Regions from separate parts of the Homo sapiens genome. Here region 2 is linked to region 1. A link is an interaction called in ENCODE POLR2A ChIA-PET data of the cell type or tissue named here. Cell type or tissue: Panc1. All regions are shown on one strand. Links, peaks and the distances in the headings refer to the core of each region. The heading gives the core; the rest is flanking DNA.

What was found. Peaks named below come from ENCODE experiments on the same cell type or tissue, not always from the same donor. Only the 100,000 strongest peaks of a DNase experiment are listed, where the experiment ranks them.
Region 2: POLR2A ChIA-PET joins it to region 1 with 28 read pairs; 2 of 35 experiments call an interaction of 5 or more read pairs at or near these places.

What each region holds. Positions count from the first base shown.
Region 1 is chr5:107,433,584-107,449,981 of GRCh38, reverse strand. All of the region lies in intron 1 of EFNA5 (ephrin A5), which reads left to right. Among named protein-coding and RNA genes, the nearest start is that of EFNA5, 230 kb to the left of the region's middle. In Panc1, for the core only: no CTCF peak of the experiment used is centred there; no DNase peak of the experiment used is centred there; H3K27ac peaks cover 873 bases.
Region 2 is chr5:107,329,814-107,346,211 of GRCh38, reverse strand. No RefSeq gene overlaps it. Among named protein-coding and RNA genes, the nearest start is that of LINC01950, 330 kb to the right of the region's middle. In Panc1, for the core only: no CTCF peak of the experiment used is centred there; a DNase peak (open chromatin) is centred at 8,701.

The DNA.
Region 1 (16,398 bases), core at 3,926-11,925:
CATCTCCTTCATCAGAACCAAAAGGGAAAGTTAGAGAAACAAAAGAAATCACCTCCGTCTGCTTAACATATTGTCAACAATTTCAGACCTGGACAAAATCTTAAATTTTCCCTGCACTTAAGGCATCTCATTACCCTTCAAAAGACTTTGGAAGAGGAAAAGTTTACTTCTCCAGAGACAGTAATGCAGATGTTTTCTTTTCTATCATTTTTAGTAGGAAGGAGCAGGTGTAAAACAATTTTGATTAAGTGTACGTTATTTATTTATATTCCTCTGTCAGGAATGTTGGAACTTAGAGAGCTTCTTAAGGACTTTGGATGTGACAATACTCCATGAAACAGTGCAGAAAATACTTGGGGAAAATTATTAAATGGTGACCTCACTGGTTTTTCTCATCATTATACTTGTCATTTCCTGTTGTGCTGCTTTGGCTGTTGGAAGGGTTCAGAGCAGGTGTAGTTGGGGGGGCGGGGAGGGATGATGTGATAAGCTACATCTTCTCTTGTAGCTTTTCATCGATGGTGACATTTCTATTAGTTGTCATCACCTAAAGTGTCCCTAGTTCTGCCACTTACCATCAGGGAAGAGTAGAATCCTTATTTTTTTTTTTTTATGGTTTTAGCCATATTTTTGGCTTCCACCCTTCCATACCAGTCACTAGACAATCATTATGACCTCCTTGTGCCTCTAGGCGTTGGACACTCTGCCAGCTTTAGCCATTTGGTTATAGCTGCTCTTCACTTGTTGAAATTGATGTGATGAATGGAAATCCAGGAGCAGAATTAGCCGTAGTCTCAGTGTTCCACTAAATCGTATCATTTGGCTTCTGAAATAATTCAGTCACCAAATATGTGGTGACTATTTTCTGCATGTTCCATGTGTGAAACTGAAAGTGTTATAGAACCTTTAGGACACCTTATTTTTCATTTATTTATTTAAAAACTGAGGTATAGGGGAAGTATTTAAACCCAGGTCTTTAACCTCACATGCACTACTCTTTCAGACCTTCACCCCCACTCCAACCCACCCCACATTGCCCTTCATGGTGATATGTAAGAGCTGCAAAATAATGAACAAATGTTGGGGATTATTTTTGTTTTTATTTTATTTTATTTATTTATTTATTTATTTATTTATTTATTTATTTATTGTGAGACAGAGTTTCACACTGTCACCCAGGCTGGAGTGCAGTGGCATGATCTCGTCTCACTGCAACCTCCATCTCCCGGGTTCAAGCAATTCTCCTGCCTCAGCCTCTCAAGTAGCTGGGATTACAGGCGCACACCACCACATGCAGCTAATTTTTTGTATTTTTAGTAGAGATGGGGTTTCATCATGTTGGCCAGGCTGGTCTCGAACTCCTGATCTCGTGATCCGCCCGCCTCAGCCTTCCAAAGTGCTGGGATTACGGGTGTGAGCCACTGCGCCCAGCCCTGGGGATTATTTTTAACCTTCCGATGTTCCTCCCTCTGTGTAACTTTTCTCTTGTCCATCTCCTTTTCCTTAAGCCCACAAATGACCTACTTTAGGCTCTTGTCATGTCTATGCAGTCATAAGAAGCTGAAGTGAAGCCTTTATGTGTATTATTTTGTAGCTTTCCACAGTGCCAGTATCTAGCATTCAATAGGGCCTCTACAAATAGTCGTTTAATGGAAGAATAAGTGAATAGTTTACTGGCAGGTGCCAGGGAGTAAGGAATTCTCAGCTGAAGCTGGCAAGGTCTGTGTGTTTGTTTGCCTGGTCTAATGCAGTAGACTCCTTAATGATCTTACTACTTCGAGCTTTCTCTCCATCCAGTCTGTCTTCTCCAGGACTAACAGAGTGATCACTTTAACATACAAATCCAATCATGTTCTGCACCTTCTTAAAAATTTTCCCTTGTTCTTGGCTGGGCGCAGTGGCTCATGCCTATAATCCCAGCACTTTGGGAGGCTGAGGTGGGTGGATCATGAGGTTAGGAGTCAAAAATTAGCCCGGCGTGGTGGCAGGCACCTGTAATCCCAGCTACTCGGGAGGCTGAGGCAGAGAATCGCTTGAACCCGGGAGGCGGAAGTTGCAGTGAGCTGAGATTGTGCCACTGCACTCCAGCCTGGGCAACAGAACCAGACTCCATCTCAGAGGGGGGAAATAAAAAGAAAAAAAAAAATCCCTTGTTCTTAATTGCCTGTCAAACTCCTTTTTCAAAATAAGGTTCTAACCTCCTTTGGTGGTCTCATTTGCTGTCAACACTGTCCTTGCTTTCACATTTCTTTGGGTCTGTACATTTTGCCTTGCCTGAGAAGCCCCCCTCCCCTTCGTCCATCCTGCAAGTGCTGGCTCTTCTGTATGGTCTTTCTGAACTCTTTTGAAGTCTTTTGCTGTTTACTATTTTCTACAGCATTTGGTAGACGTTTCTCTTACATTTATAGCACTTTATTGGAGTGATGTATTTGGATGACTGCCTTCCCCACTAGACTGTCAGTTTCTCCAGGGCAGGACTATGTCTTGGTTCATTTCTGTTTCTCCACCTTTAAGTACAAAGCCTGAGCCACAGGAGGCTATCAATATACTTGTCTTGAATGAATTACTTAATTAACAAGGGAGCCAGGACATAAATATGTGAAAAGTCAATCAAATTAGGAAAGGTTGGAGGGTCAGTCGAATATCATATTGCTCAAATGCGTAATTTTAAAGTTTAAGTTAAAACAGGCCTTCCTGTAGAGAAACATCATTTAGTCTAATGCAGTGTGAAGACACTTAGTCTTTTGAGCTGACCTCAGCAGAATTGCAAAGTCTCAGTGTTCCTCTGTTGTCACCCTGTACCTCTGTCATTCAGTCTGATTCCCCTTTCCTGAGGCCCCTTTCTCATAAAAACTTACCCACTGTGTTCACCAGTCTCTCAGGGGTCTTAACTCTGCTGGGTGACAGGTATTAATGGGTCAGAGAGATGAAAATATGTTAATGCGTTAGCTGGCAAGTAAGATTTTCCTCCCAAGCAAAGTAACATTTTACACATATTTAAGGATTGACATTCACTTTTGGGAAGGCAGTTTTGTTTAAAGATGGCCTTTGTGTCCCAGAATTACCTCACAGAGGCAACTGCCCACCCTTCCTTTGTGTATTTATATATCCTGCATGCTTCCAGAAGGTGACTGAGATTTCTTTGTGAGTGCATAGACAGTCCCCTTGAGAAAGTCAGTGTCTTCTTCCCCATTTTCTGAAGTTTTTATTTTTATTTTTTTAAGTTTTTTATTTCTAAAGTTTTTTGTCACCCAGGCTGGAGTGCAGTGGCGTGATCTTGGCTCACTGCAACCTCTGCCTCCTGGGTTCAAGCGATTCTCCTGCCTCAGCCTCCTGAGTAGCTGGGACTACAGGCGCCCGCCACCATGCCCAGCTAATTTTTTGTATTTTTAGTAGAGACAGGGATTCACCGTGTTAGCCAGGATGGTCTGGTCTCGATCTCCTGATCTCGTGATCTGCCTGCCTCAGCCTCCCAAAGTGCTGGGATTACAGGTGTAAGCCACCAGGTCCTGCCTTTCTAAAGTTTTAGAAATCACATTTCCTTTCTTCATAAACAAAAATTACACTCTACCTACTAAAGATATGTAATAATGACTGTTGAAATTTTTATTTTGCAGGATCTTTGAGATTCTCAGGATGCTTTTCAAATAATTAAAATTCATTTTAGTGGTAAAAATAATACCCTAAAAGTTCCATAAATAGTATAATTGAATATATTCCTCTTACTTTGTTTTAATACATACTGAGCACTTAATCATTTGTCAGGCACTGTACAAAGCACTGTACTTTTAGTCATCATTTATTTGTTCATTTAGTTTATACATTTAATCCTAACATGTCCTAGGAGTGAGGTGTTATGTTCTGATGTTACAGGTGAGGAACCTGAGATGTGGAGAGGTCATGGAATGTGCCAAGATTACACAGTTAGTAGCAGCAGAGCCCAGATTCGAAGATAGGCAGACAACTGTGTATTCCTTTCTCTTAACCTCTTTCCTGAACTGTCTGCCACAACCAATAAAATAGTTGTTTATTCTCAGTTATCAGATGGATGTCTATAAAGTCTGAAAAATGAAGATAAAGTTGAAACATCTTTAATCAACTCTGATTTACTCGATAACTACCAGACATTAACAAACTTTATGTACCATATGTGCTGAAAAAGCCAGGTGCCACAAGAAGGATTAGAGGTGAAATTTTCTTTCCATTTTGATTTCCACTTTTTATTAGTGACACCTCCCAAGTGGTTCAGAGGACGCCTATTAGTGTTCGTGGACATCTTGTGCTATTTGCAGCCATCCTTGGAGAGGTCTGGGTGGCTGAACTCCACACCTGCTAGGTGTCCCTCTGCCTCTGTCGAACATCCCTGCCTGAACAACTCTAGCATCCTCAATAAGCTGAGAAGCCTCCCTTTTCGTGACTTGTGAGCATCTTGCGATTTCTCCATTGTCAAGTCTCTGAGGCCATAAATCACTTGGAGGATGAGAACAGATCAGATTCTCACTGGACTTTTACATTTTCCCTCTTCCTTTTTGGACATAGTGAAGTGAAAACCAGAAGGAATAGTTATAAACCCTTCAATAGAGCACATATGTGCTCTGTACAAAGTGCATTAAAATACTCTTTGGGGTTTAAAGTTATATCTCAAATGGCAATCTTTGAGGCCAGGTGTGGTGGCTCACACCTGTAATCCCAGCACTTTGGGAGGCCCAGCCAGGCAGATCACTTGTGGTCAGGAGTTCAAGACCAGCCTGACCAACATGGCAAAACCCTGTATCTACTAAAAATATAAAAATTAGCCGAGTGTGACGGTGGATGCCTGTAATCCAAGCTACTCGGGAGGCTGAGGCACAAAAATCACTTGAACTCAGGAGGTGGAGGTTGCAGTGAGCCGAAATCACACCACTGCACTGCAGCCTGGTTGACAGAGTGAGACTCTATCTCCAAAAAACTTTTTTTAAATGGCAATCTTTATACTCTTGTCCTATGATTATCAGCTTTTATGTCACTTAATATTAAATAAGTTATTTTATCATTATTCCTGGAACTAAAATCAGATTTTGACCCCATAAACGGTAAGCATTTAAACTAATTAATATGTATATATATTCCCAATGAAGCAGGAAATCAAGCATTCTTTGAGTCTGGGAGCAAATTCATAGGAAACCATGTCTGAAAATTATTCTCCTAGGGCTGTGTCCTTTTGCCAGTTTTCATAGTAAAGAAAATTTTACTTCTAAGTTTGACTTACACAAATGGATTTGGAAAAGGAGGGCCATTCCTGTCCTACATGTAGCAGCTGTGCTTACTGGTTTTATAAACTGTAATCTCAAATTGCGCTTCTATTTTAATTTCGGCATGCCTGAAGCACAAGATTCTTTTCAAATGTTCAGCCATGACTATTTAAAATTGAAAAGAGAAGTTCAACCATTAAGTATTCTCATCTTCTCTGAGATTTTCTTTCTGATGCAATGATGTGAAATACTTTTTCATGTTGCCCATAATTTCTACTTACACTGTCTTGCTTATGCAAACTTTTAAATAGGCTATAGATGCAAGAGCATGTAAAAATCTGTACAAATTTTGTCTGCCTTTGCATTATTGTTAAGTCAGCGAGGATTCTAATGGAGTACAGGGGATGAGACAACAAGAATCCAATCAATAGATGCAAAAGGCAAATGAACTTGCATAAATTAGCACTCTAATAGGAAAAGATAAATGCATGTTCTCTTTCATCTTTCAAGCAATACACACTATTGAAAGAGGTCTAACAGATATCACCCTGATTTATCTTTAGCTTTTTTCAGGGGTGCAGAAATGAGAAAATGCAAGTATATTGAGCATTGCGGAAACTGTTCTGAACCACTTACATCAGATCAGTGCATCAAATATAGTATGTAGCACTCAGCATGCTGTGTCCACATGGATGATGTTATCATCCACGTTCCTCGTAGATAATGTGAATACTCACCAAAGATCTCTAGAAGAATAAGGATTGTTCCATTACCAGAGTTTGTCTTGGAGGACCTAGTCTCTGATCTTGACATTCAGGCATTTCAAGTGTACTTTACATTTACACCATATCTTTTTGAAATTTATTTTATTACATTTTACTTTAAGTTCTGGGATACATGTGCTGAACGTGCAGGTTTGTTACATACGTATACATGTGCCATGGTAGTTTGCTGCACCTATCAACCTGATATCTAGGTTTTAAGCACTGCATGCATTAGGTACTTTTCCTAATGCTCTCCCTCCCCTTTTCACCCAACCCCCGACAGTCCCCAGTGTGTAGTGTTCCCCTCCCTGTGTCCATGTGTTCTCATTGTTCAATTCCCACTTATGAGTAAGAACATGTGGCATTTACACCATATCTACTGCAGAAATGGCAAGAAGAATTTTTCAGATGTTGAAAGTTTAAGCGCCTAGAAAAAGGGCAGTCACAGATCATCTGCCACTACAGCACTGTACAGTAGTTTCATTAACTGTCTCCAGTTCAACACAAGAAATGCTTGGGGAATGATACTCTGTTCCCCCTTGCTCTAATTATGCTGTTCTTGAGGGGGTATAGTGGGTCTGGCATGCATGTCAGAGGACAGCAAGTGCCTGGCACTGCAGCTTATAGTCATCATTTAATTAGCAACACCCAAGAAATTTCTCTTTTGCCTGTTCTTTCCAACTCTTTGTTTACTGGTTCTATCTATGGAAAAGGAGCTGGGTATATAAGGAACTGCCAAGTCATCTTCATTGCCTTTACTAAAAGGCAGAAACCTTAGCTATGGATTTGCCATCTTATTTGGGCAGCCTCCTGCCCAGCACAGCATCCTAATCATTTGTGTTGCTGGTCGATTTAATATAGGCCAATAAGCAATGCCCCTAATGGTTTCATAATGGTACTTTTCCAAGAGCTCATCTACAGACAGGGAGAAACCTGTACCCCAGGGAAAATTTGGATATCTTCTTCCATGATATGAAGAGAATACTCTGGTTTGAGGTAGGTACTTTTTAAGACATATTTATAATTCACAGGGTTTTTTTTTTTTTTTTTTTTTTTTAGTACCTGGGGAACTTTCGCTCCTCGGGAAGTTTTCTAGAAATTCTGTCTTGGGGGGAAATACCATCTGTATTGTTGGAAGAGAAAGAAGAAGTAATTTGTCAGCGTTGTTTTGATCCCAATCCAGAAAACCAAAAAGAGAAAAAAAAAAGTCTTCTGAGTATCAGCATTTCTTCTTTTTCTTTGCTTATTTTAAAAATAGAGCTTTCCTTAGCTCGCTTCCATTATGGTTAACTGTAATCAGTACTTTATGGTTATATTATATAGCTTTGTTTCATTAGGGCAATAAAATGATATTGAACAATAGCAATATAATGCAGGGAAACAGTTTGTAATTCAGCTGGAAATTGCTAATGCAATAGACAGTTGATAATACAATCAGCTCAACTTTCCTAGGAAAACATAAGCTACATTTTCTATACATTTCTCTCAAATCTTCTTACAGGGCAGGGTTGAGGGGATTGCTTTGAACTACACTGGAAAGCTGGATGCCCTTGAAAAGAGAATTTCTTTATGTACTGAATTTTGAATGACATCTATAGGTCCTGGGAAAGAACTACTATTTTAGAATGAAATTCTCCCCTGGAGATTTTCAAAAAAAGAAACTAGGTAGTTAAGAGTTCTAAAAGGAAACAGCTGGATAAGATGATGGCTCAAACTTTATTTTACTAGTATATCTCTCTATAGTCTTGATTCCGAAGTAGGGTTCTTGTGAAATTATTAAGACTAAGTATCAATGGGAAAAAAAAAGGCCATCTCTTTGCAAGCTGATGTCATGCATGCTGTGTATATTTATATAATTACTGTAGGTTAAGACTAGTGAACATCAGTAGTGTCTAGGATACAAAGCCAGGTTATTGGTCTAGAATACAAAGGCAAATAACCTGGTGTTTTCAAGGAGTGGTGAGTTAGGATTTTGTTGCTCTCAACTCTAGTAAGATGGTTGTAGCTGTTGTTGAGTCAAAACCTTTATCAAAAGTTTTATGTAGGAGGATTTCTTAGATTCGAAGAAAATCAGGAGTGATATGTCTAATTTTGAGTTGTCCAGTAAGTTTTTTCATAATTAGAATCAACACAATTTTCCACATGTGATACAAATTTTTAAATGTCCTAATTGTCAAAGAAATGCAGTATTTCCTGTTTCCATATACTTGGAAACATCTCTGACATCTTTAGAGATATTAGTTATATTCAGAAGGCACCACCCTTATTTAAAAAATAAACTAAATTTAATGTTCTACCAGAAAGTGCTATGCATATGTAAGTATATTTCTTCAGCTTTTATGCCAGAAATTCATATTTAAACTAAAACAGAAAAACAATAGGCACCTCCCACAGCTCCTAATTTTCATTTCCTCTAGTGAGTTGGAATAATTTGTAACTTCTTAGGATTCAGAACTAAACTGAAGTATATGTAAGCTTCAGATCATGTCCCAGTTATATGGTGGGAAATGCAATTCCAGCACAGCTTCACTGCCTACACAAGGAAGGAAAAGGTGTTTCTGCAGATAGGACGCTATCCTTCCTTGCTCCAGCCCTGAATATTAGTGCATGCTTCAGGGCAGGTTTAACAGCACCAAGAGTGGGTATACTCTTTATATTAGCCTGGTAGATTGTGCTTCTAATCTGCTCACCTGGCCAGCACATGTCATGTTATTTTCCCTAATCACGTTTATAGAACCATAGTAACCAGTACTTTCAGTGACCATGACTTAGGGTTTTTAATTAATGACTGGATTTAAAAACATCCTTGAGTTGGTTTTGGCTGTTGTGAATCTTTCTCAGATACAGAGTGTCCTGAGCCAGAAATCTGAGATATACCAAGGTGAAATCCCTGTTTACCCTATGCCTTTACTTCTCAGAGAGAGGGTTGAAAGGAATACTTTATATTTGTAGAACTGAAAAAAAAAAAAAATCCAAGTTTTTTTTTTAGCATGCAAAATGGGGTATGATTTTGATAAATATTTGGCATGTACAAGGTAGATACCCAGATGTTGAATTAAAACATCAACAAGTAAAATTATCCTATTCTGTAAATAAATCAATTGACGTGCTATATTAGAGTAACATTTACCATCACATAGCATACAGATTCTGTGCTTAGTCCCAGGCTCATTTAATATCTCCCATAGGTTTTGTAAATCCTGTGTTGTTTTTTGACCCAGCTCATCAACACTGAGTTTGTGACCAAAAACAGCTCACATTCTCTCTTTCTGTCTGCCTTGAACAGTGTGAGCAGCAATAAAATGTTAATGTGTACGTCGTGAAACTTTGGGATCTGGGATTGCACTACTGAGTACTGAAGAAAGTAAGTTGTGACCCTGTCTTCTCAAAGCTGACAGTGCTGAGTTTTCATGGGTATGGAGTGCCCATTATCATCTGCTTATTTCATCGTCTTTGTGTCTTGACATTAACCTTGCCTCAGAAACCTTGCAGTCCACACAAGTGGCTCATTCAGAGCTTCTGGCAATACCAAAAATTCTGAAAGTTCAATAGGAAGATCATGTGCACTCCCTTTGAACTATAGTTCTTTTCCAAGGTAGACATTTTGAAAGTAGAGTTTATTAAGATGATAGGTGGAAAAAGAAAAACAACTATATTCTCTGTCATTGAGATAGACAAGCATTTAAGTAGGTAGAAATATTGTAGTACTTGAGAATCCTCTAAAGTGCTTAGATTTATTTCTGAGAAATAAATGGTGAATTGTTTATTTCTTTCTCCCGCTTATGTTTCCTTGGGATAGAGCAATTAGTTTCTCATTTTTTATGATTGCATTTTTCTTGCATATATCTTTCTGTGGTCCAGGCTATAAAAGTAAATAGAGGATCCAGCTGTATGAATGGATATCCTTTTAATGAGTGTGGGGAGGAAATAATAATACTAAGTAGTGCAAAACCATTTTTATGTGATGAACTGAAGTACCTTTGTTCCCCAGTCTAAACCACAGGCCACCAATAAATGTGTGCATGAAATGACAGTTTCATGTATTCTGGTGTTAACAAAGTACCTCGTGGTTTCTTTTGCCCCTAGAATGCACTTAATACAATTGTTGAAGGGTGGTGGCATATTCTGTTTTAATTTCCAGGGTCAAGGAAAGGTAAAATGGAATATGTGACTTTTCTGTAACACCCTTCATTCTATCTCTGGGCAAAAGCCTTTGCTAAAACAGCGAGATAACACAGTTGCCAGGTGATAATACAGTCGTTTTTGTAGTGCCATGAGTTAATTTCAGAGTTGAAACTATGCTTACTTAGAAAAATAGTGTGCCTTCTCGCCTCAGAGCAGCCATTTGCTCAGAGCAGCAAGTAGATGCTGAGTCTCTCCCATGTGCAGGGTATCATGAGAAGTGCTGGTAGTGGCATAAGTCTGCCATCTTCCTTCCCCCTTGCTCCCTTCCTTTCTGGCCATTTTTACTTAGCTGTTCTTTATTGATGTTTATATACATCTGAAGTCACTGAGAGCAATGTAATTCAAAACCACCCTATCCCCCACTGTATCCCTAATTTAATGTTAAACTGCTCATATTAGTCTGCTCAGACTTCCATAACAAACTACCATAGACCCTGTGGCTTAAACAACAGAGATTTATTTTCTCACAGTTTTGGAGGCTAGAAGTCCCAGACCAAGGTCTAGCAGAAGTTGATTTCCGGTGGGGGGCTCTCTTGGGGCAGCCATCTTCTCCCTGAGTCCTCACATGGCAGAAGGAGAATGAGCTCTCTGCTATTCATATAAGGACACTAATCCTGTTGGATTAGGGCCCCACCCTTGTGACTTCATTTAACCTTAATTACTTCCAAAAAAGACCCTGTCTCCAAATGCAATCACATTGTGGGTTGGGGCTTAAACATGAATTGGAGTGGGAGAGACAGACATTCAGTCTGTAACACTGCTAAAATAATAAGAGAAAAAAAATCCTAAAATAGAGAGCCATACCATGACATAAATGTAGCAGTTACTAAACTTTTAACCTGATGCTCTATGCTTCCTCCACCTCACAGTGGCTCATGCTAACACATTCTGATGATGGTTGCAGGGAGGACCTCAAAAGTTCCAGGATAAAGCCAAGTGAAGAATATAAAATACCTGTTTGCCTTCCCACCTTCCAACAGTGGCCTGGAGCAGTTAGTACAGGGATGGAAGGAGAGATTTCTAACCCCCAGATATGCCAGGGATTCTGGCCTTGTAAAGCCCAAGGACAATGCATTGGTTCTAGTCTTTCTCTCCAAAGATCCGAATCTATTTGGTAGCTTTGTGGTGACTCTGGTGGGAGCCTGAGAACGCTGGTTTCCTCTCCTGATCCCAGCTTGAAGAACAGAGACTGGATGTCAGGTAGGTGGAGAACAGTCTGTATTCCCCATGACTCCTGCTAACTGGAGCAAACCCCTGGACATATCTCAGTCTAGCTGAGGCCTGACCTGAGCAGGAGGGAGCCCCAAAACCAAAGGAGTCTCTGGATTTCCAGCTCATGGTTGCTGGGACACAACTGAGAGCAAAACAGTGGTTGGCAGGGGCTGAAAAGGGGTCTTGGATGTTTCTGCCAATGTGATAGGCGATTGCAGGATGTTTGTGAAGCAGCCTGATGAACCCTCTCAAATAGAGGCACCTAATGCTGTTCAGCTGTGTAATTGGGATGGCAATGGGCCAATGAGAGGCAGAAGTTTGTGCTTAACCTTTTGTGAGTCTTGTTTCAGGAGGCTGTGTGGGGGTAGGGGGTAGAAGCATTACAAATAATAAGCTTCTCCGCCTGATTTGTAATGAATTAGTAATAAATGTCCTAGCACTGTACAAAAGTCTGACGATTACAGAGCAGCTTTGGCTAAGTGCACGGGACCACATCTTATTTTGATCAGCTGTAGCATAGCAAAGACGTGTAATTATCATAATCTAACAATTAGCCTGGCATCACTTTCCAGTGTTTAATTACCCCGATAAATGGTAATTGAATAGAGGACTTAATGACAAGAGAGAAACTTTCATTCTGCCTTAGGTGCTTAAGTTGTCTACTTGGTTAGGCATAATTTTCTAGCATTGCTTGAACAACAGTCCTGGTTATCATTTTCCTTTTTTGCAGCCTGCCATTATTTTGTTTCCTGATCTTGACCTTTGTTTATAATATTTAGCTTCTCTCAAAATTTTATACTGGGACCCAGAACACAGGAAGAGATTATTGGATGCTTTACACAGTTCTTCTGTTTTTAAGCATCACTTCTCATACCCTTCAGCTACATTCCTCTTCATCGAACATCTATGTAGTCGCTACTATGTGCAAACATGGTGCTAAGTGTTGGGGATACAGAGACAAGTAAACACCATTACTATTTTCAAGGAGATCTATACGTAAAAAATAAATCTATATAAAACTAGTATAGTAATAATTACAGCAATTTGCATTCAGCAAAGTCCCAGTTTTCTTCTAAATCTATACATTGACTTTGGATGAATTCAGTACTTTTTATGACTACGATCACCACCTCGTTTCTAATGACTGCAGAGCTCTTTTCTTTGTATTAGCCTCATTCCCAGTCCCAGATTTGTATCCAACTGCTCACAAGGTCCTAACTGGCCAAATAGAAGTAATTACCTTGCACGTGCCAATTTCCATAGAAACAGCCACAATTTCTGCTTTATTGTCTACAGTTTTGTATGAAAACATTATTATTATTATCATGCCCTAGCATTACCAAATATATGCTTCCCCTTGTCTGATGAAGATAAAACATAAAAGAAAGCCATAAAACCCATGTATTTTCTTTCTTCCAATTTATTTCTTGTTTGTTTAATAAATTAACAGATTAATTATCAGATATCTCAATTTTTTAAAAGTGTGGGCTAAATTTCAGATTTAGATTGTAATGATTCCAGTAAGTTATCATCAACCCATAATACAAACATTTAGTTCACTCTTTGCACACCAAGTACTTAAGAACTATTAAATCACTCTTTTCCAAAAATCTCTCCTTGAGTTGGTCAATAAAAAGGAGATTTACTTATTAACCCTTTAGTTATTATTATTATTTTTGAAACTGTGAATAGCCTGAAATTCTGCTGGGTAACTCTCCTCTCTTTTGTATCTAGAAGATACAAAAGGGCTACATGGAAGTAAGCAGTTTGACAGGTGGCTTATTTGTTTGATTGACGCCCACATCCCCTGATCAGAGTCAGTTTGTTTAATCCTGTTCTCCTTGGACAGTGGCTAGATAGCCTATCTGATGGTTGCCTGTGTCTCCTTTTGCTGGGTCTGTGTGTATGTGGCAGGTGCTCTGCTTCATGTGCTTGAAGTTGGGGCTGGGGGGTGTAAAACTCTACTGGCTTAAGACCTGAAGTACAGCTTTGATAGGAAGCTCCTGGCCAGCAGGAGTAGAGGAAAAGCGTGTTTTGCATTGTGGGAGTGACGTCTGTTAGGACTATACTGATTGCCAGACATTAACTATTTCTTTAAAATCTCCTTTTGAAAGCCATTTGAAGTGATCTGTGATGTGTTAGGTCTTTAGAACTCTGCCTGCTTAATTCTTTGGCTGACTTGGCCCTGTTGACGTTGACACACTCTTACTCCATGCCCGAGGCCTCTTTGGGGGCTTAGAAGCAATTAGACTGTCACCCAAAGCTTCCAGCCCCTTCCTGAGGGAAAGTCTTGTTTAGGCTCTGCCAATTTAATGCTTTCTTTCCTTTGAAACTCCTCCATCAAGCTAATAAAACAAACTCCAAATGAGTTACAACACTGGAGGAGAGAACATTATGTGGGCCTGGGCCTTTTATATGAAACAGGTGCAATTTCTGGGAGATAGCAGTTTTAAAAAGTCATTCAGACTGACATGACTTGTAGTAGAAAAGCAACAGGCAAAAGCTATGTGAATTTTATCTATCTATCTGATATGAGTAATTAGTATTGTGGGATTTTTAAATGTTTTGCTTTTAAAGTGCACACACATACATACAAGAAAAAAAGTGACAGGGTAGTATAATAAACTGCTGATGAATTCTAAATATTTGGCCAAGAAAATGATGTCTTCTTATCATCATCAACAGTTACTGAACTTAAGGTAAAACTCTTATGCTGCAGAATTTTTAATTATCAAAACATGCACGTGCAAGAACTCTGTTGGAACTTTCATTAATGTATAAACACAGCACCAACTCCAGGTTCCAAACATTTTGTCAGTATATATTGTAGCATACTGCATTTCTGCTGCCAAATAAGTAGGAAAAATCTTTGAAATTTATCCTTGAATACTTTTTTAACTTGTGAACCTTCACTTCTCTAGGAATATTCATTGATTTTAGCATGTTCTAAAGCCTGGAAGAGCTGGATTGGTCTGAAATTATGTGTTTTGGTCATCATATAAGGTCTCATTCAGCCTTCACACCTGGTGGGGTAACAGTGAAACTATCCATGAGTCCTCTTCTCTCAGAGCTGAACATTGAGGTTGATTACCAATACATCTGAAAGATAGACATGTTTCAGTCCATGAGAGAGAAGAGAAATTTAAAATTAACAAAACAAATATTTGTTCAGCCCTTAGTGATGCTAGTATTATTTATCTACCCTGTTTGATGTGCTGTTTGTATTCGATGCTTTAACCTCCACAGAAAAGCAAAAAAAAAAAAAAAAAAAAAAGAGCATCTTCAGATTTAGAATAGGAAAGCCATAAGGCTTGCATTCTGTGCTGAAAGGAATAACAGAAGGATGCAAGAAGCAGCATGTTATACAACAGAGACTGCTGTCCTGCCCATCTCCTCACAAAAACATATTTATAAACCAAACCCATATCTGTTGCAGGACCCATTAGCCCCTTTTGGGACAAATGAAAAATTATACTAGTTAAAAACAGACATCTTGTTCTGAAATTAGCCTTTAAATCAGTAATAGTAGAATTTGAAGACAGTGCTCCCAAGATATATTCACTCTAGAATTAGTTTAAAATTTTGGAGGAACCCTAAGCTGATAAATTTGCTTAATCTTTGACCATAAATCATATCCTTCTTTTACATTTCAATTTCAGAATGTAATACATTAGGTTGCCTTGTAATTAAAGAAGTGACATTGGATTTCTGTTCAAGTAGGAATATTAAAACAATCACCTCTTTGACAGATTAAAATATATTTAAAATGTAATAATCAACTATCCAGTTCATGAGAAATAACATTTTCATTATTGAATTCTTTAAAACATAATGTGAAGGGGGATGAAAGTATCTCACAGCTTCCTAACCTCTAATAACACTGTCTCCTTTCAGTAATGCTGTTTCTATATTTATGGAGTGAAGAAACTTCACTCAGGAGCTTCTTGATAAAATACCTCCATACATATTTCCCTGGAAGCAGGTTCTCTGCTGTGCCAGCAACATATGCTAAAGGCCAATTTAGAACATTTTAAATATGCACCATACCCTTCCTTTTCCAGCTACTAAAATGAAATGCATTTTGGCTTTAGCAAATGAGGATGGAATGAAAGGAGGAAGACTGCAGGGCAAAGTGGCTAAAGATGAACTCAGAGAAGGAGGATTATGGTGCTGCTCCTCTGCAGCCTGAAGCCCAGGGCACTGCCTGAGTGTCCTTTCAATGTGGCCTCCCCAGCTGTCAATATCCACAACACAGGAGTGTGGGGTCCAGGAGGAAGTCAGGTCGGCACCATGAAAATCATAAGGAAGAAAAGCGAGGTGGTATCTACTTACCTTAGTAAAGAGGAACCAAGAGACAGGGTCAGAGTACGTTGAGAACTTACACTTGAGACTAGTAAAGGACCTAGACTATTCAAGTAGTAGATGTACCTTTTTCAGCCACCCAAGTTTGAAAATGAAATACTTAGGAGGACAAAGCTCTTACAGCTTAGGCTACCTAATGTCATCAAACAATGCTTTGCTTCCTCAGTAGAAAGTTGAGGGCACACTGGTGAGATCTAAATGAAAAGTTAGTTGTCAACTGTTACCTCACTTCTCTTGTCTTTATTTCATCTGAATTCTGAGACTCAAGTCATGACTTACTTCTTGCAGATAGGTTCAGTACAGGGAGCAATTTTTTTTTTTTTTTTTGAGACAGGGTCTTGCTCTGTTGCCCAGGCTGGAGTGCAGTGGCACAATCTCGGTTCACTACAACCTCTGCCTCTGAGGCTCAAGTGATCCTCCTGCCTCAGCCTTCTGAGTAGCTGGGACTACAGGCACACACTACTATGCCTGGCTAATTTTTTTAAAAAAATGTTTTATAGAGATGGAGTCTCACTATATTGCCCAGGCTGGCTCAAACTCCTGGGCTCAAGTGATCCTCCCACTTCAGCTTCCCAAAGTCCTAGGATTACAGGCATCAGCCACCATGCTCAGCAAGGGAGAGATATTAACAGTGGCTTTAAATT
Region 2 (16,398 bases), core at 5,371-13,370, 110 kb after region 1:
AACATCGAGCAGAAGATTCACTGGCACAAGGGTTTTAAGCACACCTCTTCCTGAACACTGGCTGAACGATAAGCTACCCTGGCCCAAAAATAATTCCTAGGAATTTAGGGTTAGAATTGAAAGCACATGCATCCCTGGCAGTTTGGAAGATAGTGTGCATACCCAAGGTGGTGCCCTCTCAGAGGGAATCAGAGACAAGAACTTCAAAGCTACTAGTCCCTGGGCTGATTGTGGGCAAAACTACCACCCTCTTGAGTTCTAATAGCAGCCCCCAAGCTACACACATGTACATCCAGTGCTAAAGGGTAAAAATCTAACAGAGCTTAATTTTGACTAATTAGTATCTTCTTTTGACCAATAAGTAGCTTATGCTGACTCTGGGGCAACCCCTAGGAAACCAGGCTAAAAGGTAAAAAACAAGGGGAAAATAATCTGAGCTGAAACTTGAGAGGCTACACACTACAGGAAAAATAGGCCTCACAGAATTAGTTCAGCCAAATCACCAAACAAACAAATGATCAATCAAACAACATCAACACCCAGGGGATATTCATATCCAAGTTTGCTTCAATATATTATCCAAAATGTCCAGTTTTCAACAAAAAATTATGAGACATGCACAGAAGCAGAAAAGAGTGACAGATACACAGGAAACATACTAGGCAATAGAAACTGCCTTTAAGGGACCAAGATGTTGGATTTAGTAGACAGAGACTTCAAAGCATTTATTAAAAATATGTTCAAAGAACTAAAGAAAATCATAGCTGAAGGATCAAAGGAAACCTGATGACAATGTTTTATCAAATAGAGACTATCAATGAAGAGATAGAAAGGCTTAAAAAAAATAACCAAATGGAAATTCTGAAGTTGAAAAGTACTATAACTAAAATGAAAAATTCACTAGAGGTGCTCAAAATGAGCTGGGAGAAGAATCAGCAAACTTAAAATTAGTTCAATAGAGAGGACCTTCCACCTCCTCTAGAATTAAGAACAGAGAGAAAAAAGAATGAAAAAAAAGAAACAACCAAACACCAGTATTTCAGAGAAACATGGTACACCATTAACCAAGGAACATGTGTATAGTGGGAGTACACAAAAGAGAATAGAGATAAAAAGAAGCAAGAAAAGCATTTGAGGAAATTGGCTGGGTGCGGTGGCTCATGCCTATAATCCCAGCACTTTGGGAGGCCGAGGATCACTTGAGGTCAGGAGTTTGAGAACAGCCTGGCAAACATGGTGAAACCCTGTCTCTACTAAAAATACTAAAAATACAAAAATTAGCCAGGTGTGGTGGTGGGCACCTGTAGTCTCAGTTACTCAGGAGGCTGAAGCAGGAGAATCACTTGAACCTGTGAGGTGGAGGTTGCAGTGAGCCGAGATGGCACCACTGTGCTCCAGCCTGGTGAAAGAACAAGACTCTGTCTCGAAAAAAGAAAAGAAAAAAAAAAGAAAGAAAGAATGGCTGAAAACTTCCGAATTTAATGATAGCCATTAATCTATACACCCAGGAAGCTCAACCAACTCCAAGCAGGACAAACACACACAAATCTACAGACATGTCACTATCAAAATGTTGAAAGCCAAAAATAAATAGGAAAGCTTGAAAGCAGTAACAAAAAAAGATTCGTCATGCACAAGGGAACCCCAGTAAGATAAACAATTAACTTCTCATCAGAAATAATGGAGGTAAGAAGGCAGCAGGACAATATATTCAAAATGTGAGTGTGCAACTGGGGACTGGACTTTGGGGACATGATTCCCCAATTAATTTATGCCATTTATTTTTTTTCTCTCTTTATTCTGTGTAATTTCTTCATTATTCCCCACACTGGTATCTCCTGACAGTTTCTAAATCTTGGAGAGGAAAATATTTCACTCTTCCAATTAGAACAGATTCATCAAAGTTTTCAAAAATAGTTTTGGACCTTCCACCTCCTCTAGGATTAAGTATGTATCTTTGATTGTTGTCTGAATAAATAAGATAAAAGTTTTCAAAGAATATTATCTTGTTTTTAGTTTGAGGGAATAAATTGCTCTGTTGGACATCTGCTCTTTTTTGCTTTCTCTGCATCTCTTCCTTTTTCTTCAGATGGTATACCTTGGTGACATTTTGGGGAACCACGTCTTCTTTCTTCTCAGTCCATGTGGCTTATCTGCAACTGATCTAAACTTCTGGCTCTATGTGAGCATATGACAGAAATGGACTCAATCAGAGATTCTCATTACTCTGTCCATACTTATAGGTTCAGGGGTGAACACATAACCCATGCCATACTGATGAGACTCAATTTGGGGAGTGTGGTTAGAATAATTTTGAAGAAGGAAACATTTCTTTTTTTAAGAAAAAATATTGTAAATGGAAAATTTATAGTTATATGTGTTTATGGGGTACAAAGTGATGTTATGATTTATAAATACAATATGAAATAATTAAATCAAGCTAATTAATCTATCCATAACCTCAAATACTCTTTTTGTGTTAAGAATATGTGAAATTTACTCTTTTAGCATTTTTGAATTGTACAACACACTATTATTAACTATAGTCACCACAGTGTATAATAGATCTCCAAAATAAAAAAAAATTATTTCTCCTCTCTGATATTTCCTGCCCATTGGCCATCATCTCATTCTCCCTACCCCCAGGAGACGACATTCATCAGGGTTACTCAGCTGGTAAGTTGTAATGCTGAGGGTGTCATGGACTACTAGGAGGAGCAATCCCCCTGAAATGTAGGCTAACACAGGAAAAAATAGAACTGAGAGACCAAGAGACAGAAACCTTGTCCTCATGGCATTATTTGAGCCCATGAATCTCTCTGTGACCAATGCCACTCCAATTCTGATTAAATGAACAATATGTCCTTTTTTGCATATCAAGTTTCAGTTGGGTTTCCATTAGTCACAAGTAAAAGAGTAATGAATAATGATATTTTCTTCTACACTTTTCATTTACCTGAGTCTGTGTTCATTATACAACTAAAAAAAAAAAAACACTTTCTACAAGAGACAAAACAGAAATAGGTACAAAGGCTCAAAAATAACTCAAGATGATATCTTAAAAAGCCATTCTCTCTTTTTGGGGATTTTTATTTTTAAAACTGGAGTAACTTCAATAGTGAATTCAAGAAACTGATGCCAGTTTGGTCTTCTTATAGTCATGTGTTGGCCAGTGCCTAGTAGGTGATGTTCATTTTTGTGTGAACACATCCATCATTAGTGTGCCTATTTCCTGTTAACCATCCAGGTCTGGAGAGGTTGTGGAGGTTAGGGTGGAGGCCAGGGTGGACAGAGGTGATTAGTAAGAGAACCCTGAACACTAACTCAGGGCCTTGTTGAGCTATGTAGGACATACTAAAAGATCCAAGGAGGCTACATTTAAAAATAGCATAATGAAATTAGTACACTGCAGTCTGCCCTGAGGAGCAGACATGACCTGACTTGATGAAGCTTCACATACAAAATGGATTTTATTTTTAGGGCATTCTATCTGGGATAACAATGGCTCTGCTGATAGGAAGGTAGTGGGTATAGTTTGTCTTAGTGGCTGGCACTTACATTTGAAAAGAACAAAATAGCATATTTAAACTGTCAAGCCCTAATTGTTTCATTAGACGGTGGTAGTCTTTGACAAAAGGAGCCGGCTAACTGCTGAAAGCAAGAATGATGAGCAGTAATTCTGGCAGGGCACTGGGGCGCTGCACTAGTTACCTCTCCTCCTTTGTTTCTTCCCAGTTCATCTCTGTTACAAGCGGAAGTCTCATTTTCTAATGTAATGACTGCTATTAAAATCAGTTAAAAGTCTTTCATGAGCTCTGTGGTATATCTTCCACATATTTTCAGATATGAATGAGCTACGGAGGCGAGTTCTAGCATTTGTATTCATCTATTGGGGTCTCTAGCATCCAGTTTAATATCAATTATACTAATCAAGGATATTAATATAGGACTTTGAACCCAGCAGGATCCTAAAGTGATTTACACATTTTATACATTATGGATGAAATGTTTTGTTTACCACTAACCTGCAGTCATCTCACTTTTGACGGTAAATACCACGCCACCACCAACTGCCTCTCCTATGCAGAAAATGGAGACCCTCCCATCCGACAGATATGAAAGAGGACTTTTTGGTAGGCAGAAGGCAAGAACTCAGCTTAATATCTTGACGGGGCACTGTAGAGAAAGCCCTGGGCTAGGCATTTATGGTAAATAAAGCAGCTTCCACATATTAATTTTATAAAGCATTTCTGCTCTTCCCTCTAACGCTGCACATCTGTGAGGTATCAGGGGAGAGACAGAATGGGGGGTGCGGAGGGAGAGTTCTGATTTATTTCTTGCTGCTCAGTAGAATAAAGACCCACAGCGTGTTTTCCATTTACACACATTTGAGAATTTAAAGGCTGCTTAGAATGAGAGGGTGGTTATATTTCATCAAGAGACATCATAAAAGCTTTCTCCAGTTTGAAACACAAAAATTCAGATCCCATAGATAGCTATTTTTTCTCAGGTACAAGGAACCAAATGTGATTAATGCCTTTCTCAAAGGCCCCAACCTGCCTTTCCCCATCCAGAGAGGGCTCACAGAGGGATTCTTCCAGCAGCCCTAGGCCTCTGTTCTTGGCAGGGCAGGAGGGAGACTCCTCCGCTGGGTGGGCTGTGTGGGACCTCTGCTGTGGAGGCTGCCCCTCTAAGTTCAGAAAGCTGATTTATCTTTGATTCAGGTTTTTAAATTAGCCTTGTTTAAAACCATCTATCTTTTTCCAAGGGCAGCTTTGCTTTTAGCCAAGCCTCACATTACGCACTGTATATAAATTTCCACTGAGTTGTTTCCCAGATTCAAGAGTCGAAATGTTGAAGCCCAAGTTTATCATCATTCGGGCCGAGCTGGAGCAAGCTTGTCCTTGTCAGACATTGGTTCCGACCCTGAATGTGCCGTCTACTATTTAAGTTTTTGCTCAACATTAAATGATGATTTTGTTGGGGAAATGCTCATCATTTAAACCCATCCTGCCATGACTTGGATGTGGCTAAAGAATCTTAATAATTGAAAAACCTCATTAAGTGAAAAGAAACCAGTCCTAAAAATGTGGAAAGTGACTCCATGAACTTAACTAAAATCTGATTTGGAAGGATGGTACTTGTGGTTTTTTTTTTACTATCCTGGTGAAGATGTACTGCAAAATCCAAGGATTCCTTCAGAATCCAAGGGAGATTCATCAAGAAGGAAACAGCAACTTGGATGCAGCATGCCTTGTGGGTTAGAGAATAAACAGGCAGAAACTGACCATATCAGGTAGAAGCAGGGCAACTGTCAGGATGTGGCAAAACACGTTTCCAGTACAGTCTTTTTACCAGTGTGGACAGGACTTCAGCTGCTGCTTTCAGCATGTGCTGACACAGGGCTTCCTTTACTCACCTGACTCACAGCCATTTCCACATGCTTAGCTGCGGCCCAGCATGCTCCGTTGAAATGAAAAATGATCAAAAGCTGGAGATGGGATCTTTGCCATTAGGGACCATCAATGAGAGGGAAATACAGTCTCATTTTCAATGTTTGATTTGTTCTGACACAGGTAAGAATACATTTCCATGCTCTAACTTGGCAATCTGGTTTCCTAAGAAATAAAGTAAGCAAAAACTCCAAAGATTGTTTAATACGTCTAAAGACATATTAATGTGTCTAAAGACAGATTAAAAATCATGTCTATAATTTTCCAACAATATATAAATATTGTATAGATCAAGGGAGAAAGGGATTTATTTAAGTATTACAACATGATTTTAGCTCTGAAAAAAAATCTTAGAAATTGTATATTGCATATATTCCCAGTTTTGTTTCTTTCGTAAATGCAAACAAATAGCCTGGAAACCTGGAAGCTGTAGTAAGTAACCTGGTCATGGATGTTGAACCAAATTGCTTCATCTAGGGTTAAATTAAAATATATTAAAAAAAAGTTTCTTCTAGGTCTACACTATTGATCAAAATTGCCATCTGTAGGTTAATAAGTACACTTAACTCTTTCCTATCTTTATTTTTTCACTCTGAAAAATTAGTGTTCACATTGTCTTCATGGATTGTTGTCTTCATGGATTCCGGAATAACATTCAGGAATTAACCGAATGTTAAATAAACACTTTGCATAGCAGCTTCTCTAAGTTTAAGGAGAATTATCATCAAGCCATTAACAACAACTCACATTCCAGTAAAATTACCAAATTGTAATATTGGTTTTAAGTTGAATTAGGAATCTGCCATCATGGAGCCTTTGGATAGGCTTCATGAGACTATCTCAGAATATGTGTGGAATTATAGAATGATAGGGCTGGAAATGAATTTAAGGGCATCTAACTCAACAGAAAGGGAGGCGGGCCTAGTGAGGTTAAGCTGGTAGGTCGTTAGAGATGGAGCTGGCCTCCATTTATCCATTTGTAACTAGACCTTCAAAGACCATCTAGGAGCATTAGTATAAAAGGTAAAAATGATCTTAGGATTCTGTTGTTATTTTTGTGATTAAAAAAAAAAATCCTTCAGAGTTTCTTTAGGGAAAAGAGGGATCAAGCTTAGTAACCAGGGTCTTGTGGTCATTTTTAAATGTTATCTTTTACAAATACTCAAATACAAATTTCTGCCCCAAGTGGGAGCAGAACAGCACAAGAAAGAGAGACCACTCAAAATCCTTCTGCATCTGCCCCAGCCCTAATCTTTCCTAAGAAATGTGAGCCTAGAGGAGCTCTAAGGTACCTTTCAACCCAGTGGCCTGAGATTCCACCATAAAGCATGTGGGGAGCTGCTATTCGCCGAAATGCTTAACTTACAGTTCACATATATAACATTCTTCCTCTCATTCCTTGCTGCTCATCCATTAAATCTCCAACTCTTACTTTTATTCACCTAGAGCATCAATCTCTTATTCTTGTGGACAGCTAATGAAAGATCAAATAATTTGGTCAGCATTGGAAGATACAAAATACATTCAAGACTTTCATAACAGGATTGTTATAAAACAGCATAGCATAACTACTAAGACTCAGATAAAGCAAAAAAAAAATCTACAAACATTGGGATTTTCTTATGCTTTAATGCATTTACATGGAATAATAGTGTATGTAAAATATTAATGCTTTTAAACTCACACTAGGTCAGCCTGACCTAGCAGTATGCCCGTCATCACTGAAAAAAATAAAATCTGGCATATCTGCATGACACTGGTTAACTCCATGGGTACTGGGATGAAGGAACATTGAGAAAATATGGCTCAAGTGGCCATGACCCATAAGAGTTGAGTAATTTTTGATGTAGACAATAGGGTAATGTTTCCAGGGTAGGATGAATCTCATAATAAAGGGGCACTCTAATTTTGTGCTGGGGGAACAAGACAATAGACACTATTGAATAAACTGCCTAGGGAGAATTTACGTGATATTATAATTTTCACCCTATAACCCCAGATCTCTCTCCAAAACTCTACTCTCCATTATCACCTCCCCTTGTGTACCAGACATCAATAATGAGAAATTGTACTGTCACCTCAACTGTAATATCTCTTAAATAAAATTTCTCTTGTCTTTGAGCTCTGTTTTTTAACTTTCCTGTATTTGATAAAGATCTTCTCTAGGTTACCCAAGTTTGAAATGCTGGAGCTACCTGTGACTCATATATCTGTTTTACTGACGAAACCTGGATTTTGTCTAAAAACTGACTTGTTATTCTTTACTCATCTTTTGATGATGTTATTGTTATTTGACTTAATTCATTGTTCGCTTTTCCTCTGGGTTTTATTAATACATTCAGGTTCAGTTCAAGACATTTTTTTCATGCAATTTTGCCTGATTTATGCCCTTGCTCTTCCTCTTCTCTAACCTTCAACAATGGTTGATTTCTACCAAAAGACACCATTAAATTGTTGCCTGCCTTATGATGTTTGATGTTGTGTGCACACAATATAATCTTCCTGCTGAAATAAAAGCTCCTAGAGTTCAGAGACTGGCTCTTGTGTTTGTTCTAAATTTCCTGAAGAACCTAGATTGTGCTGGAAAAGTAATAGGTATGCTAAAATAATATGTGTTAAATGATTTCATATAAATGGAAGCTAGCAAAAACATAATTTATTATTTTCACGAAAATGATCTTCATGTTTAGTTTCAGAAAATTTAGGGTGGTGGACCACACATGTAAAAATATGTTTGAACTTTGGATATTTTTGTTTTTGTAATATCTTGAAATCTTTTGACATTTTGGCCACTCCAAATGTGGGTATTATTTAGGTCATGTCAGATTACATGTTGAGGGGCCAACAAGATTCCTGATGAGAATTGGAAAACAGTAAAAATGCAGATGTTTTAAAATGTTCTCCTATTCCATGCTGTATTGAGGTTGTCTTCTATAACCGATCATGTACATTAACAAAAATAGCTTTATCAACATTTTAGAAAGAAACTCAGTTCAGTGCTATAGATATCATCCAAAAAAAAAAAAAAAAAGATGAGCAATGATGCATTCGATTCACAATAAATCTCTGTGAGACTTTGAATTTTAGGCAATAGCTGTATTTATTTTTATTGTATTTTTTTATGAGGAGTCTTTGGAAAAGCTTATGTTCCATGATCTGATGTTTATGGCCAGTTCAATCTTCCTTTGAAGATGAGCTACACCCATAAAATAAGCTGTGACTCATCCAAATGCTTATGACTACATGATGCTCATTTGTAAGGTTCAAATCTTTACAACCTTATGGACACACCTCTTTTTGACAAGCCTGAGGTGCCTGGACTCGGTAGGGATGTAAGTATGTGTCACTACAGGCTCAGGAATGAGCATGCTCTTCCATTATCCAGGCTGACCTCAGTGTCTCTGGCTATATAAACTAGTCTGTCTGCTCTGAATATTAATCATGTTGGCTTTAAACTTGGGAGTCTTTTAAAAGAGAAGCTTCCCACTCCTCAACAATAACAAACAGTTTAACATTGTGTTTAGCAACTTGTCAGCTACTCCATCTCTGTCGAAGGCATTTCTTTGGTGATTATATCTCAATCATGACTGGGCCAGTTTGTGATCTGCATTATAGAAAAATGAGGCATCCATAAAACAATTTAATAGCATTTTTTAATGTAATGAAGAAATAAAAGTGTGAAGGGAGAGAGAAGAAGAGAGAGAGAGAAAAAGTGGAGAATAGTAATTGTAACTAACACTCCTTGCACTCTGCTTTCCAGAAACTTCTAAGAGCTTCCTATGGATTGACTCATTAATCCTTATGAAAACTCTTATTAGATAATAGTACTATTTTGATTTTTTTTTCTGATAAAGAAATTAAGGGATAATAATAAGTACAGATTTAAGACTTGAACCCAGGCAGTCTGACACCAGAGCCCAATTTTTCAACTTTTATGGCATATTTCTCTGCTACATAACAATTGCTGACTGCTCTTGGCAAAGAGTAATTTAATTTTAAAAATCGTCATAACACAAAATAAGTTGGGATTTGAATTTTCTATTTGTTAAGGCATAGTTGCACAAAATGCCTAGACAATCTATTGAATGCTGAACTATTTCACCAGTCACTTGATCTTGAATCCATGAAGTGCAGCTCTCTGTTTTGTTAATGGTGTGTAGAATGATCTGACAAAAAGTTTTCACAAACTGAGGAGACAATGAGCATCATTTCAAATCTCATAATGACTAAGAAATGCATCTATTTCTTAAATCCAGTTGGCTTCTTTTCATTATCTTATTCTTAATCACTTGCCCAATTTTATTTTAGAGTTTCATGCAGATGTGTCCCAGACTTTGTAAATGTCAAAGCATTAGCCAGCAAATATTAATTGATTAAATGTTCACTTCCCCTCCTGATGTACGTGTCTAGAGAATAGGGTCTTGTGGGCACTTCACTGAGGGTAGATTGGTAGAATTGGTCGTTCAACCAAAAGTAAAGAATATAGCATAAATATGAAGTGTAATGATGTTTTATCTACAGACTATTGAAAAAAAATGGTTTGGTTTTAATAGTCAATATTTAAGTAAAGATAGCAGAGCAAAAATTGAAATTAAATTAAAATTATAGATTAGAAGCTTTCACCTTGTATGAAATTATTTCCAGTCTCACTAAGTTGAGTGCCACATCAAGGATGGTAGGAATTGGTCGTGGTGTTTAGCATCCAGGTTTTCTGGTGGTGGAATCTCCTCTCCCCTGGTCTAAGCTCATGTGGACCTCATACAGTTGATTGTATTCCTAATTCTAGGGGTAGAACATGTGACCAAAGCCTACACCAATCAACATATCGCATTCCTTTAACACTTGTAGTTAATTCAGTGTGAGCCAAGTCAATCCATTAGCACTTTTGAGGACTACTTGGATTCTGGCAGGCAGTCTGAAACCATGAAAACACTGAGGACGTCAAGTTGAGAAATGGTAAGGACAAAAACAAAACCAGAAACTCTTGGGTAAAAGTCATTCAAGCTCTGGATCAATCCTTGCTTGAATCTAAAATATCTCTGTCTTGTTTGAGTCGGTAGATTTTTTCTTAAAGCAAATTTGGATTGGGGTTTCAGTGACTTGCAATTCAAAGAATCCTAAGAATAAAAAGTAAAAAGGAAACAATGTGATAAACTTGTTAAAGTATATTTAACTTCTCTATCATGATATTAAGATACTAAAGTGAGATGGGACTATCTGAAATCATTTTTTACCTTACTCAGTGTTTTGTTTTGTTTTGGTTTTCGAAGGAGACACTGTTTGGGTCTAGCAGAAGCCTCCTCCACTCCTTTTGAGTTGTTGTCAATATCTTTGACAGCACCTGCTGAAGTGGTGGGCCTAGAAGGCTATGTTGGTTGCATGTGATATCACTGGGGCTAGTGCACAAGTGGCCAGGAGGAGGTTAGTGGAACTTCAGATCAGAGAGAGATGTAGTGGAGATATTACCTAGGGCCTTGAAGGTCATGCTAAGGACATTTTGAGCAAATGAATTGAATCGCTTTTGTTTTCCAATAATATTAGTCTGAAAATTGTGAAAATTTACTTTGAGCTAGCTTGAGTAGGTTTCTGTTTCTCGAAAAGAAACAACCCCTGACAAGAAGAATTGTAAAACATTTTCATAAAAGGACCAACTTCTTTCTAAATCATTATCATGTAAAAACTCTATGTATAAAAGAGATGAGAACAGTGTAACTGTTTTAGAAGTTCATATTTGTAACATTTTAGAAGTTCATATTTGTAACATTTACTTTCTATAAAGCTGAATTAATGAGAAAAATGACACTGTTTGAATGAGTACAAAAATGTGAACTCTGGTTTATAGATGATATAAATGCAGTCTCAATCTTCAATTTTACTTTTGTGTTTTGCATTGCTTGCATGATATTGAAAAAAATTCTAATTCACACTAATAAATAGGTGCAAATGGTAAACGATTTGAACAGCTCATCTTGAAACCTCAGGATTTTCTTCGAATAAACTGACCTAGAACTTGAAAGTAGAACAATGGTTAATTTTCTTTATAAATTGGAATCTTATCAATATCTAATATATCTGCATTCTTCATCATGGACATAAAAGGAAGCCAATAAACTTACAAAAGTTAGAGAAAATGTTAAAACTATTTACATTATGGTATTATAAGATACGTGCTAGGCTTACTTGTTACCGCACAGGTGACTGTTATACTGATTCTGAATAGAATCTACACCAAATGGATCTGGTTGAGTCTAAGCTGCCATTAATAGAGCCCAGCAGGTTTGTGTTAAAGTAGTTGCTGAAACTGCATAGTTGAAGTAATTGAACTTCTTCAAATCATTCTTCACAAAGTGCATATAGGCAGGAACAAATTTATTGAAAGGACAGATCAGAGCTACAAGCTTCCTTATCAATAGTCCAGTTTCGAGAAGCTCAAATATGTGCCCAGAGATCACTAAGAGGCCTGTGCAAATATATGTTAACCTACATGCATAAATTTTCTGTTAGTAGTTTCCAATGGACTATATCATTTGACTGTGCCTTTTGCTTTACTGTATTTTTAAAATAGTTCTAAAATTATTTGAAAAATTAAAATTTCCACTAAACTTTTGGAAGATACAAAGCTACTCAGAATAATTCAGTAATATCTGAATAATACATTAAAAATGATAGAAAAAATTAACCCCCAATATCACAGATTATGAAAATAAAGCCAAGTGGCGGAACTTGGGAAGGACTAGTCCACAGGTCTGCTTTTCTTGTAGCTTATGACTGTCCTCATTTTGCACACTGCTAATTTTTTTCTTATTATCAAATAAAGTAAATAATAAATTTTGGAAAATACATTTCAAAATTTTTTACCTTATAACAAAGAAGTTTTCAGGCCTTCCAGTATGGTTCATAAAATACACTGTAACCTCTTTATACTTATTTCTATGGTATCTATAAAAGGATGTTTCCAGCTTCATCCATGTCCCTGAAAACGACATGAACTCATCCTTGTTTTATGGCTGCATAGTATTCCATTGTGTATATGTGCCACATTTTCTTTATCCAGTCTGTCATTGATGGGTATTTGTGTTGGTTCCAAGTCTTTGCTATTGTGAATAGTGCCACAATAAACATATGTGTGCATGTGTCTTTATAGTAGAATGATTTTTAATCCTTTGGGTATATACCCACTAATGGGATTGCTGGGTCAAATGCTATTTCTGGTTCTAGATCCTTGAGGAATCGCCACACTGTCTTCCACAATGGTTGAACTAATTTATATTCCCACCAACAGCGCAAAAGCATTCCCATCATTCTCAGCAAACTAACACAGGAACAGAAAACCAAACACTGCATGTTCTCACTCATAAGTGGGAGTTGAACAATGAGAACACATGGACATAGGGAGGAGAACATCACATACTCGGTCCTGTCAGGGGGTGGGGAGCTAGAGGAGAGATAGCATTAGGAGAAATACCTAATGTAGTTGATGGTTTGATGGGTGCAGCAAACCACCATGGCACGTGTATACCTATGTAACAAACCTGCAAGTTCTGCACATGTATCCCAGAACTTAAAGGATAATAAAAAATAATTTTAAAAAGGATGTTTAAATCCAGAAAAAAGTCTAGTTACTAAAAGTAGCTGTTACATTAAAATACTTATGTAGTAGGAAAAAAGCCAAAACCCAAAAATCTCTTTATACCCAGTAGGACACCTGTTTCTGAACTGAGGCACACTCATCTGTCTCACCCTGCTACATTGTAATCTCCAAGGAGTAAGGACATTGCCTTATTTACTTTTGAATCACCAGCTTCTAGAACACTGTGTGGCCTGTAGTAGGTATTCAATACATTTTTGCTGTCTTTTTGAGAATGCAACCATAAAAAGCAGTTCAAGACTTAATTGCCATGGTCTTAGCTTAGATGAGTTTGTAAATAAAAAGTTTCAAGGTCAGCTTTATTGAAAGTGAGGGGCCAGTCCAAATTTATGCAGTATTATCATTTAATATAGTTTCAGATATGAAAGCCCCAAGTCATTTTCTATTCAATTTTAAAGAGTTGAGAGACTATTCTTACTCCTAAGACCTCTGAAGTTTTTCAAGTATTCTAATTTGCATGTGATGAAACTGCATTGTTAACAGCCCATCTTGATTTTAATAGTGTCCCAATTTCATTTAAGAGCATTATCCTGAAACTGCCATTATTAATGGCTGACATCCTAAATGTTAGGGATGGTAGACTCTGATTCATTTCATCTCATGGTGGTTGGCACGGATATGTAGGTGTATACATGCTGGCCCATTTTCAATGGATGCCATGGATAACTTGAGTTTCATTTATTCAGTGATGGATCTGTTAATTAGTTTCCTTGCCTTGCTTGGAATTTGGGTGTGTGTATAGTAAAGGCTGGAGACAGAAAAAATTATAGAATCAAAACTATAGTTTACACGTTAATTATATCTAGTTGCTCACCCAGGTTGTGATCCTGTTCAGAACCTGTCTTTTTTTAAAGAAAAACAAAAGTCAATAACCTGTCTTTTAAGCCTCCCTCTGTTTAGTATTATGGATATCACTGATTTAGCGTGCAATTTACTTTGCCCCTGAGATTAGCGCCTCTCTTTCCTCCTTATTCCTGAGCTGCCACTCCTCATTATAACAATAGTCCTTTATGCCCTATTGCCAATTCCTTAGTGTTGTGCTCATGTGTTGGATTATTGCCAAGGATGAAACTCTGAAAACTTTATGGAAATGCTGATGCTGGTAAAGCTCCAAGTGGAAGAACACAGTAAGAATATGATCTTAATTTCTAGGAGCTGTTCAGTCTCCTAATCACAGTGATAGAGTTTTCCTCAACTGCCTCCTTCAGTTGAGTGGTCACCATTCCTTCAGTGAATGATCCCGTCTGAATTGTGGGAAGGCCCTGGGAAGAATGAGCACGAAGCTTGAAGTCTTGTTTCTCTTTGGAAAGGGACTATTGTTGTGGGTTGAGCTGTGTCTTCCAAAAAGATGTGTTGATGTCCTAACCCTCAGTACCTGTGACCTTATATAAAAATGGCATCTGTGAAGATGTAATCAAGTTAAGATGCTGTCATACTGGATTAGGGTGGGCCCTACTCTAATGACAAGTGTCTTCATAAGAAGAGAAGAGAAAGAGAGAGGAACACTCAAGAAGAATGTCATGTGATGATGGATATGGAGATTGGAGTACATAATTTGTCTGCAAGTCAAGGAATGCCAAGGATTGCAACACCAAAAGATAAGAGAGAGGCATGGAACAGATTGTTCCCCAGAGCCTAAGAGGATATAACTCTCCTGACATCTTAATTTTGGATTTCTGTCCTCCAGGACTGTGAGAATAAATTTCTGTTGTTTTAAGGCACTCAAATTGTGGTAATTTTTTAATGGCAGCCCTAGGAAACGAATACATTCATGAAGATGAAAATAATAGATGATCTGAAGATAATGAATTTTGACCGTTTTTGGTTTTTGTATTCTGATCTCTTTCCCAATAAACCTTTTTAATTAGTTTAGCAAATTATATATTGGTTCATGTTTTCTTCTTTCTTCCTCTGTGATCTGGCAGAAAGGAGCAGGATCCTCGCTCACCCGTTCCGAATTAGCTGAGTCACTTCCAGTGGCTCTGTTTGGAGCTGTCTTCTAGATCCTGACTGCCTTCTTTCCGCAGCAATGCGCGTGCTCAGCACTGCACATTCGGGATGATTCCTATGACTTCCTCTGTTCTTTCTCCCCTCCTCTCCCTAGTAAAATAGACCTGCCTAGTGTTGCATTCCCTCAGAACCCTGAGCTATGCCAGGAAACATGTTAGCTGGTCTGCTAAGTAAATGGTGGGTCACTGCGTAAGTGACCATTACTGAGTTAAAATGTAATGTCTTACAAGTAACACATTTATTTTAATAGAGTCCGTCTTCAGGCATGACTTTGACTAAAAAAAGGAAAAAAGAAGGCAAGAAGTGGAAATTACATGATGAGGAGGGTAAGGGTGAAAAGTAGGGCAGATATCTTGGGGCAAACACACCTGTCATATCCTTCAGGTTCTATTACACAGAAAACCGCCTACTGTTCCCTGTCTTTGAACCCTGCTGGTGGGAGTTCTAGTACTGTCCCAAGGGCAGGTTTCAGGAAGAGGAGACCAGAAGCCTAAATACAGTATACCCTCATAATTGCCTCCTAAATAGTAAGGGCTTAAAGTCAGGTCACAGTCCTTTGCTGTTTTTACTTTACTTTCTCCATAATTGGACACTTCTTTTTATAAAACTTCTGATTTGTGAGGTGTTTGCCTCTACCAACAAATGATGTGAATGAAGGGACCCATACTTGTAACAATGACACATGGAGCTGCCTATTGCAATTTATGCTAGATTTCTTTAATTCATCAAACATCTCAATAAATTGTTGCGAAGTCTTCTTAATAAACATTTTGTTGAGTATGTATATATGTATACATACGTGTACATATGTTGAGTATGTATATATATATACACTTATGTATACACAATATATATAGACATATTTATATGCTACTAAATAAACCACTTGTCAGTAAATTTATACTTTGAGTTTTTGACTGATTTGAATGAGAAAATTAAGTTTTTTTTCTGGCATTGTATAGACACAACCCAATTCAAAGGATAGATGTCCAGAGTTAATTGCATATCTATTGTGACCTAGTCTTATACAACTTTGCATTTTTCACTTCTGTTTTCTGGGGTCCAGGTGATTGAATAGCTGTCTTCTCTCATTGAGCACCCACTCAGGAAATAGCTCCATGAGTGTAGTGCTCCAGCCACAAGATTTAAGTAATGACAACTCCTACTGATTTTCTGCCAGAGTAAATAGCTGTAAGTAATTTTTGAAATAATAATGTTGGACTAAGTGATGATCCTCAGTTAATCAATGTGAAAACATCCTAGGACTTATTCAGGTCTAAAAATCCA